2 separate regions of the Homo sapiens genome follow, and region 2 is linked to region 1. Evidence: read pairs that join two places in POLR2A ChIA-PET (ENCODE). Cell type or tissue: OCI-LY7. All regions are shown on one strand. Links, peaks and the distances in the headings refer to the core of each region. The heading gives the core; the rest is flanking DNA.

Region 1 (5,307 bases), core at 695-4,694:
CTCTACCACCCCACCACTCCCCAGCCCCTAGCAACCACCATTCTACTCTCTGCCTCTATGAGTTTGACTTTTGTAGATTCCACATATAAATGAGATCGTGCAGTATTTATCTTTCTGTGCCTGGCTTATTTTACTTAGCATAATATCTTCCAGGTTAATCCGTGTAGTCACAGATGACAGGACTTCCTTCTTTTCAAAGGCTGAATAGTATTCCACTGTGTGCCTATACTACATTTTCTTTATTTACTCATCCATCAGTGGACACTTGGGATGATTCCATATCTTGGCTATTGTGAATAATGCGGCCATGAACATGATGGGTTAGATATCTCTGTAAGATGCTGATTTCAGTTCCTCTGGACATATACCCAGAAGTCTGCTCATAGGTGAAGGTACTAATCTGGATCATATGGTAGTTACATTTTTAATTTTTTGAGGAACCTCCACACTGGTTTTCATAATGGCTATGAGTTTTCGAAAGTTGAATTTAGTAAAGCAATCTGATAGCTTTGTTGATGGTCTTCCTGAGGCCTCAATTGAAACTCATTTGCATTTGACTGCTAACTTTTATTTTGACTTCAGCTTCTAACAACAAATTAGTGTTTCTTTAAGGGTGTGTGGGGACTCCTGCATTAGAACCACCTAAGGAATTTTTTTTTAATATCCTAGATATTGTCTGATGTCTGATAGTATTTCCCAGAAATACTACATTTTTAGCATGTTCTTTGTATGATATAAGACTGCTTAAGACCCACTCAAGGTTCTATTTCCAATTAAAATGTAGACAGTTGTAAAAGACTGTTACTCAAGCCAAGGGAAAAATATCTGTCTGTCTGTCTACTTTTTAAAGCCAGTGAACAATGAAAAGGAGGATATGTGAACTAAATTCCTAAGAATACTGGACACAGGGGGATAAAGCATTGGAAAATTTAAAGACAAGTGAATAGAAATTATCTTAACAGAAGCACAGAGAAGAAAAAGATTAAAAATAAAAATATTAATTTGGGGGGACAATATCAAATAGTCTAATATACATAGAATTGGAGTCTCAGAAAGCAAGGACAAAGAAAATTGGATAAAATAAATGTTGAAAGGTATATAATCCTAGCATTTTGGGAGGGTAAGTTGAGCAGATTGCTTGTGTCCAGGAGTTTGAGACCATCCTGGGCAATATAATGATACCTCGTCTCTACAAAAAATAAAAAATTAGCCAGGCATGGTGGTGTGTGGTCTTAGCTACTCAGGAGGCTGAGGCAAGAGGATTACTTGAGCCTGGGAGGTCGAGGCTGCAGTGAGTTGTGGCAAAAACAAAACTCACTGCATTCTAACCTGGGACAGAACTGTGGCCCTGTCTCCAAAAAAAAAAAAAAAAAAAAGTCAAAGAAAAAAATACACTTTATATTTGGGAGAAAGAGGGGGTTTGGAATGTGGGAGGAGAGACATGGATGACAACTGACTTTTTATCAGAAATAATAGAATTCAGAATAGAGTAAAACCATATCATTGAAATGGTTTTTTTGTTTGTTTGTTTTTATTTTTTGAGACGGAGTCTCACTCTGTCACCAGGCTGGAGTACAGTGGCACAATCTCAGCCACTGCAACTTCTGCCTCCTGGGTTCAAGCAATTCTCCCACCTCAGCCTCCTGAGTAGCTGGGACTACAGGCACACACTGCCATGCCGGCTAATTTTTTTTTTTTTTTTTGTATTTTAGTAGAGACGAGTTTCACCATGTTGCTCAGGCTGGTCTCAATCTCCTGAGCTCAGGCAATCCATCCGCCTGGGCTTCCCAAAGTGCTAGGATTACAAGCGTGAGCCACCGTGCCTGGCCAAGTGTTTTAAAAATACATAACAATTATCAACCTAGAATTCTACATCCTGTGAAAATAAACTTCAGAATGAGGGGGAAATAAAGACACTTTTAATGGAAAAAAAAAAAAAAAGCTCAGAGAATGTGTTACCAACAGACCCAAACTACAAGAAATGGGCCATTTTGTTTATATGTTTATATCACTAAAATCTCTAGAGTTTTTTTCAGCTAAAGGGAAGTTATCCCAGATGGAAGCCAGATTTCAGAAGGAATCTACAGGAAGGAATGAAAAGCACTAAAAAAGGTAAATATGTGGGTAAATATAAAAGACTAGTTTTTATTTTTTTAATTTTGAAAAGATGTTTGAGTGTTTAGATAAAAATAATAGCAAGTGTTGTGGGGTTTGTAACATACGTAGAAGTGAAACACATAACAAAATAGCACAAAGGGATAAAGGCTGTAAATGGAATTATAGTGTTTTAAGTCATTATTCTGTCCATGAAGTACTATAATATTTATTCAGTGTAGACAATGATAAATTAAGGTTGCATATTGAAATCACTAGAGCCATCATTATTTAAAAAAAAAAACCCAAAGAGACATAGGTAAGAAGCAATAAAGAAGATAAAAAGAATGTGAAAATAATCTAAGAGAAGGCAGTCAAGAAGGAACAAAGAAAGAAAGAACACATGGAAAACAAAGCAACATGATTCATAAACTCACACCACCAGAAATTACATCAATCAAATGTAAGAGATTAAACACTGAAATTAGAAAGTATAGATTTTTAGACTGGATTAAAAAGTGACAGCCATCAATGTGCTATGTAAAAGACGTGCAATTTATTCTGATGTTCTGGGTGGGAATTTGTTCAAGTCTTTATCTTCACTTACTTTGTATTCTTATTTTCTCTTTTCTACTTGTTCTATCATTACTGAGAGAAGAGTATTGAAATCTCCAACGAAAACTCTTACTCTATTCTCCTTTCAGTTCTATCAGTTTTTGTTGTGTATATTTCAAAGCTCCATTATTAAGTACATACACATTAGAACTGTTGTCTTCTTAATGAAATAACGCCTTTATTATGAAATGTCCTCTTTATCTATGATCATATTCCTTGTTATGAACTCTACTTTGTATCTACTCCAGCTTTCTCTTGATTATTGCTTGATTGGTATATGTATCTCCATCTTTTATTTTAATCTATCTGTATCTTTATATTTAAAGTGGTTTCTTGTATAGACAGCATACACTGAATATTGTTTTTTTTGTTTGTTTTTTTTTTTTTTTTTTTTGAGATGGAGTCTTGCTCTGTCACCCAGGCTAGAGTGCAATGGTGAGATCTTGGCTCACTGCAGCCTCCACCTCCCAGGTTCAAGAGATTCTCCTTCTTCAGCCTCCTGGGGTAGCTAAGATTACAGGCACATGTCCTACCACACCCAGCTAATTTTTGTATTTTTAGTAGAGACGGGGTTTTACCATGTTGGCCAGGCTGGTCTCAAACTCCTGACCTCAAGTGATCTGCCCGCCTTGGCCTCCCAAAGTGCTGGGATTACAGGCATGAGCCACCACATCCAGCCTGGATATTGTATTTTTAAAATTCTCTGACAATATCTGGCTTTTAATTGCAGTGTTTAGACCACTTACAATGAACATATTTATATGGTTGAGCATACATTCATCATTTTGCTGTTTGTTTTCTATTTTCTCATTTGCTTTTTGTTTTCCATGTCTTTTTTATTGTTGTTGTTGCTGCCCTAGCAGCCCAATTAATTTTTGACAAACTTTAAATTTTAGAATAGTTTTAGATTTACAGAAAAGAAAATATAGTACAGAAAGTTCCTGAATATTCCATTCTTGGTTTCTCTTATTAACATCTCACATTCATATGGCATATTTATCAAAACTAAAAAATATTGATGTCTTCTTAATTACAGTCCTTAGTTAATTCAAATTTCTTTAGTTTTAACCAAACATCTCTCTTCTGCCCCAGGATTTCATCCAGGATACAATGTTACATTTAGTTGTCATGTCTACTTAAGCTCCTCCTGGCTGTGACAGTTTCTCAGAATTTCCTTATTTTTGATGACCTTAATAGTTTTGAGAAATACTGGTCAGGTGTCAGGCATTTTATAGAATATTCTTCACTTTGAGTTTGTCTGGCATTTTTCTCATGGCTAGATAGGGGTTATGGGTTTTTGGAAGGAAGACCACTGAGATAAAGTACCATTCTCATGGCATCACCTGAAGGGTACCTAACTATCAAGTTGACTTATCACTATTGATATTAACTTGATCTTCTGATTGAGGTAGGGTTTATCAGACTTCTCCACTGTAAAGTTACTCTTTTCTCCCTTCTTTCCATCCTGGACTCTTTGGAAAGAAGTCATTATATGCAGCCCCCACTTAAGGGGTAAGAATATCTTCCACCTCCTTGATGGGGGAGTATCTACATAAATTATTTGGAATTCTTCTGCAAGGGAGATTTATCTCTTCTCCCCCATTTATTTATTCATACAATCATGTATTTCTGTTAGGTGGATTAACATTTATTTTATACTTTGGGTTATCAGCCAATACTACATTATTTACTTTATTGCTCAAGTTGTTCAAGCTTTGGCCATTGGTAACCTTTTCAGTTGGCTCTTGCATCCCTTTGACATACCCCTATCTTTTTACCCCAGCACTTCCTTACTTTCTGGCACTATAGTTTCCTTTTGTATGTTATTAGTGCAGCCCTAGAATCAGCCATTTCTCCAGTGATTCCTGGTTTCTTTTACTAGAGAATGGTATTAGAAACCAAGATCTGGGTGCTAGGGGTGCTCATTACTATTGGGGTGTTGTGGTTTCTAGGCCCTTTTAGCTGACAGAGCAATAAAATGTATGTATCTATACATACTAATCCATGAATCGATACATATCTGCAAATATCTATTTGTAACCATCTGTAGCTATATTAAGCTAAATTCGTGAGTTCATTCTGATGTCTCTAACTCTAATCCAATACCACATGGATCATTCTAACCTTCCTCCCTTAAGAGCACTTCTTGTGAAATGTTATTTCCTGTCCTGGTCACTTCCTCCCTCCTTCCCCTACATCATCCTGAGAGGTGACAACGTGCTAGCAGGCCTCACTCACTCTCAGCACCTCCTCGGCCTCGGCATCCACTCTGGCCATGCTTGAGGAGCCCTTCAGCCTGCTGCTGCACTGTGGGAGACCCTCTCTGGGCTGGCCGAGGCTGGAGCCGGCTCCCTCTGCTTGCAGAGAGGGGTAGAGGGAGAGGCACAGGCGGGAACCAGGGCTGCGTGCAGCACTCACTGGCCAGTGCGAGTTCTGGATGGGCGCGGGCTCAGTGGGCCCGCACTTGAAGCAGCCGGCCGGTGCCGCTGGCCCCAGGCAGTGAGGAGCTTAGCACCCGGGCCAGCAGCTGCGGAGGGTGCGCCAGGTCCCCCAGCACTGCTGGCCGGCCCGCGCCACGCTCAAATTCTTGCTGGGCCT
Region 2 (4,000 bases), core at 1-4,000, 170 kb before region 1:
CAGCACAGCCCAAATTAAGATACAAACCTAAATGGCAAAATAATACTTTGGGCTTAAATTGTCCTCCATAATAATCAAAAGCCACATGTTACTAAAATCAAAAGAAACTTACCTTGAATGCAAATACCCCTAGAGATACGTCAATTATCTGTGTGTATTCTAGGACTCCAGTGAGTTTTTTAAAAATAGGGGGAAATTAAAAGGAAAAGGATCCATAACACAACTGTCATTTAGCCTCTCCACATTTATTTCCTCTCAACCCACTTCTAACACAATTTTGGAATCCTAAACTCTCATCCCAGCCTGCAACAGAGTAAGCTAACTTAAATAATCCCTGGTTTTAGCACTTGAACAGTAGAAGGGTAAAATATGTGGGAGTGAAATGGAGTCTACAGTTTAAAAATAGGTCCATGTGCACAGTCCAAGGTCAGCCTCCAAGAGACAAGCTATGAAAAAAATCTTTGACATTGCCCGAACCAACAACATGTAGAAGAACTTGGATTTCTTATTCCAAACTTCTCTTAGCTATTTTCTTTAAGAACTGAGTAAAAGGCCAGTCTTCTTGCCAGAGGTCTAGAAATAGCTTGTCTTCCTATTTGCCATAGATGTATCTAAAGTCTAGAAGGCATTTCTCTGTTGTTTTAGGGATGTGTCTGGTTTTTTTCTCAGACATTCATGCCATTTCTCTTTGTCAGCTGAAAAGCTTTTATGCTCAAAATTTCACTTCAGAGTTAGTTTGAAAAGTCTACTATAACTATTTCATGGAAAAAAGTCTCCCTCTTGCAAAGTCATCTTATGGTTCCCTTAAATGACATGTATTTGGTATTTGAACATGTATGTATCTGTAACTGAATCTGACCCCCTGTATTTCCACCTCTTCAGGCCCAGACTTCTTAAACACAAGCCTCTCAAATCCAAAGGCTAACACTGAGAGCGTCTGGCTCCATTGTTTTAATCCTATAGAGGTTCTCTGTTTTTTATCCAAATTTTTCAGCTCAGCCCTTCCACTGGGCACCACGGACATGGCAAGCCTAAACCAAAAAAGGAGTCTCTTTTAAGGTGTTTGAAATTAGATCCCTAGGCTTGCTTGAAGTTTCCATGTTCGTTCTTTTGATTTATGGGTCTCATTACTGGGGAAGGCTGAAATATCTCTTCTTTTTCTCCCTTAGTGGCTTCAAAGCACTGTACGCTTGACTACCCAAGTACATTAAAACTAATTTAAATCATCATCATAAGCACTAATGTGTTCAACAAACCAGAAAAGACCTTGGAATCCAAAATATATGGTCACATTTTATACTTAATAGGACACAAAATAGCAAATCCATCAACAAAGTGGTATAGCTTTTTATGGGCACAGGCAAAAAACACTTCTTAAATGTTGCATTGCCTAGTGCTGCCTTTTAAAGGTGAAATTCACATCATCCTTTTCCTTCTGCTCCTGTAAGACAAACTTAATTTAATGAAGATCACTTGTAAGGATAACTTCAAGCGGCAGTAAATGTGTATGGCTGTGAAAATAACAAGATAAATGCCCACATTTGCATAAACCCGAGCTAAAATTATAAGACAGCATCACACATTTTCCAACCTCTCCCGCAGCACTGCCATTTCAACACGTGCAGGTCATATTCAGCACTTCTGTAGCTTAAATGGCAATGTTTTTTCTCCTGCGACATTTATAGTAAGGTACCATTCTCAAAAGAAGAGTAAACACATTGAATTAGTACCAGTGAAACAGAATTTCTGGAATCAAACGTATAATCAAAAAACTTGAGAGAAATTGCTGATCTGTGCTGAAAGCTGTATCAAAATATGAAATTCACTAAAGTATTTTTTAACATGCCATTGATAGCAGCTATCAATTTAAAACACAAATGTAAGATAATACACAAAATTTATCTTGATCTTCTTGCATATTTATCATTATAAATTGGTGATTCCATATCTGGAAAATACTTCAGAATATTAATTCTTGAAAAGAAGGGGGGAGAAAAAGGGAAAACAGGAAGACCCAACTCTTTGATTCAGTGGAAGGTACTACGTTTAGACGTTATTAGATGAGTTTTGGTCCTGGCTTCGATTAGGCAAATCACTTAAACATTGGAAGCTTTAGCTTCTCATCTGTAAAACAAAGGAGGTGGGGTGGTAGACTTCTAATTTTCTTTTAGCCTCTAAGAACCTATAGTCAATGGTCTTTTGCAAAATTAGTTGAAATAATAATGTAATTAATAATTGAATTTTAATGCTAACATAATTCTATTACTCAATGTTTATTACTTTTATAAATATTAATGAATTTCTATATACTTCATCATAGCTATTATTAGTCTACAAGAGTTTTAGAAAGACCATGAAATGCTTCTCATTAACTGTTAAATGGCCCGCAATGAATTGAGAAGTCCCAGTTTATCCCAGGCCAAAGTAATTGGAAACCAAAGAGAGAAACACTCCTAGGTTTCTTACTTTTATGATGAGGTAGAGCACAGAGGATTTTTAAGACAGTGATATTGAGAGGTGACAGCGTGCTGGCAGCCCTCGCAGCCCTCGCTCGCTCTTGGCGTCTCCTCGGCCTTGGCGCCCATTCTGGCCGTGCTTGAGGAGCCCTTCAGCCCGCCGCTGCACCATGGGAGCCATTCTCTGGGCTGGCCGAGGCCGGAGCCGCCTCCCTCGGCTTGCGGGGAGGTGTGGAGGGAGAGGCATGGGCGGGAACTGGGGCTGCACGTGGTGCTTGCAGGCCAGCTAGAGTTCCCGGTGAGCGTGGGCTTGGCGGCCCCGCACTCAGAGCTGCCGGCCAGCCGTGCCGGCCCCGGGCAGTGAGGGGCTTAGCACCTGGGCCAGCAGCTGCAGAGGGTGCGCCAGGTCCCCCAGCAGTGCTGGCCCACCAGCTCTGTGCTCTATTTCTCGCCAGGCCTTAGCTGCCTCCCTGTGGGGCAGGGCTCGGTACCTGCAGCCCACCATGCCTGAGTCTCCCCCACCCCACCGTGGGCTCCTGTGCGGCCTGAGCCTCCCCGATGAGAGCTGCCCCCTGCTCCACGGCGCCCAGTCCCATCGACTGCCCAAGGGCTGAGGAGTGCAGGCGCATGGCGCGGGACTGGCAGGCAGCTCGACCTGCGGCCCCAGTGGGAGACCCACTGGGTGAAGCCAGCTGGGCTCCTGAGTCTAGTGGGGACTTGGAGAACCTTTATGTCTAGTAAGGGATTGTAAATACACCAATGAGCACTCTGTATCTAGCTCAAGGTTTGTAAACACACCAATTAGCACCCTGTCTCTAGCTCAGGATTTGTGGATGCACCAATCGGCACTCTGTATCTAGCTAATCTGGTGGGGACTTGGATCATTATGTCTAGCTAAGGGATTGTGAATACACCAATCAGCACTCTGTCTCTAGTTCAAGGTTTGTAAATGCACCAATCAGCACTCTGTGTCTAGCTCATGGTTTGTAAATATACCAATCGACACTCTGTATCTAGCTAATCTAGTGGGGACGTGGAGAACTTTTGTGTCTAGCTCAGGGATTGTAAACGCACCAATCAGCACCCTGTCAAAACGGACCAATCGGCTCTCTGTAAAACAGACCAACTGGCTCTCTGTAAAATGGACCAATCGGCAGGATGTGGGTGGGGCCGGATAAGAGAATAAAAGGAGGCTGCCTGAGCCAGCAGTGGCAACCCGTCCGGGTCCCCTTCCACACTGTGGAAGCTTTGTTCTTTTGCTCTTTGCAATAAATCTTGCTGCTGCTCACTGTTTGGGTCCACACTGCCTTTATGAGCTGTAACACTCACCACGAAGGTCTGCATCTTCACTCCTGAGCCAGCGAGACCACAAACCCAGAAGGAAGAAACTCCAAACACATCTGAACATCAGAAGGAACAAACTCCGGACACGCCACCTTTAAGAACTATAACACTCACTGCGAGGGTCCGCGGCTTCACTCTTGAAGTCAGTGAGACCAAGAACCCGCCAAATCTGGACACATTTTTGCAACCACGAAGGGACA

The links. Peaks named below come from ENCODE experiments on the same cell type or tissue, not always from the same donor. Only the 100,000 strongest peaks of a DNase experiment are listed, where the experiment ranks them.
Region 2: POLR2A ChIA-PET joins it to region 1 with 6 read pairs; 2 of 35 experiments call an interaction of 5 or more read pairs at or near these places.

What each region holds. Positions count from the first base shown.
Region 1 is chr2:32,886,728-32,892,034 of GRCh38, reverse strand. LOC105374453 (a long non-coding RNA gene) reads left to right here. Exons shown (of 3, transcript XR_939938.2): 2 at 2,037-2,112. Among named protein-coding and RNA genes, the nearest start is that of LTBP1, 58 kb to the left of the region's middle. In OCI-LY7, for the core only: no CTCF peak of the experiment used is centred there; no DNase peak of the experiment used is centred there.
Region 2 is chr2:33,056,503-33,060,502 of GRCh38, reverse strand. All of the region lies in intron 3 of LTBP1 (latent transforming growth factor beta binding protein 1), which reads right to left. It also overlaps the pseudogene H2ACP2. Among named protein-coding and RNA genes, the nearest start is that of LTBP1, 110 kb to the right of the region's middle. RefSeq lists an enhancer at 3,906-4,000. In OCI-LY7, for the core only: no CTCF peak of the experiment used is centred there; DNase peaks (open chromatin) are centred at 1,082 and 1,592; H3K4me3 peaks cover 2,211 bases; H3K27ac peaks cover 2,662 bases.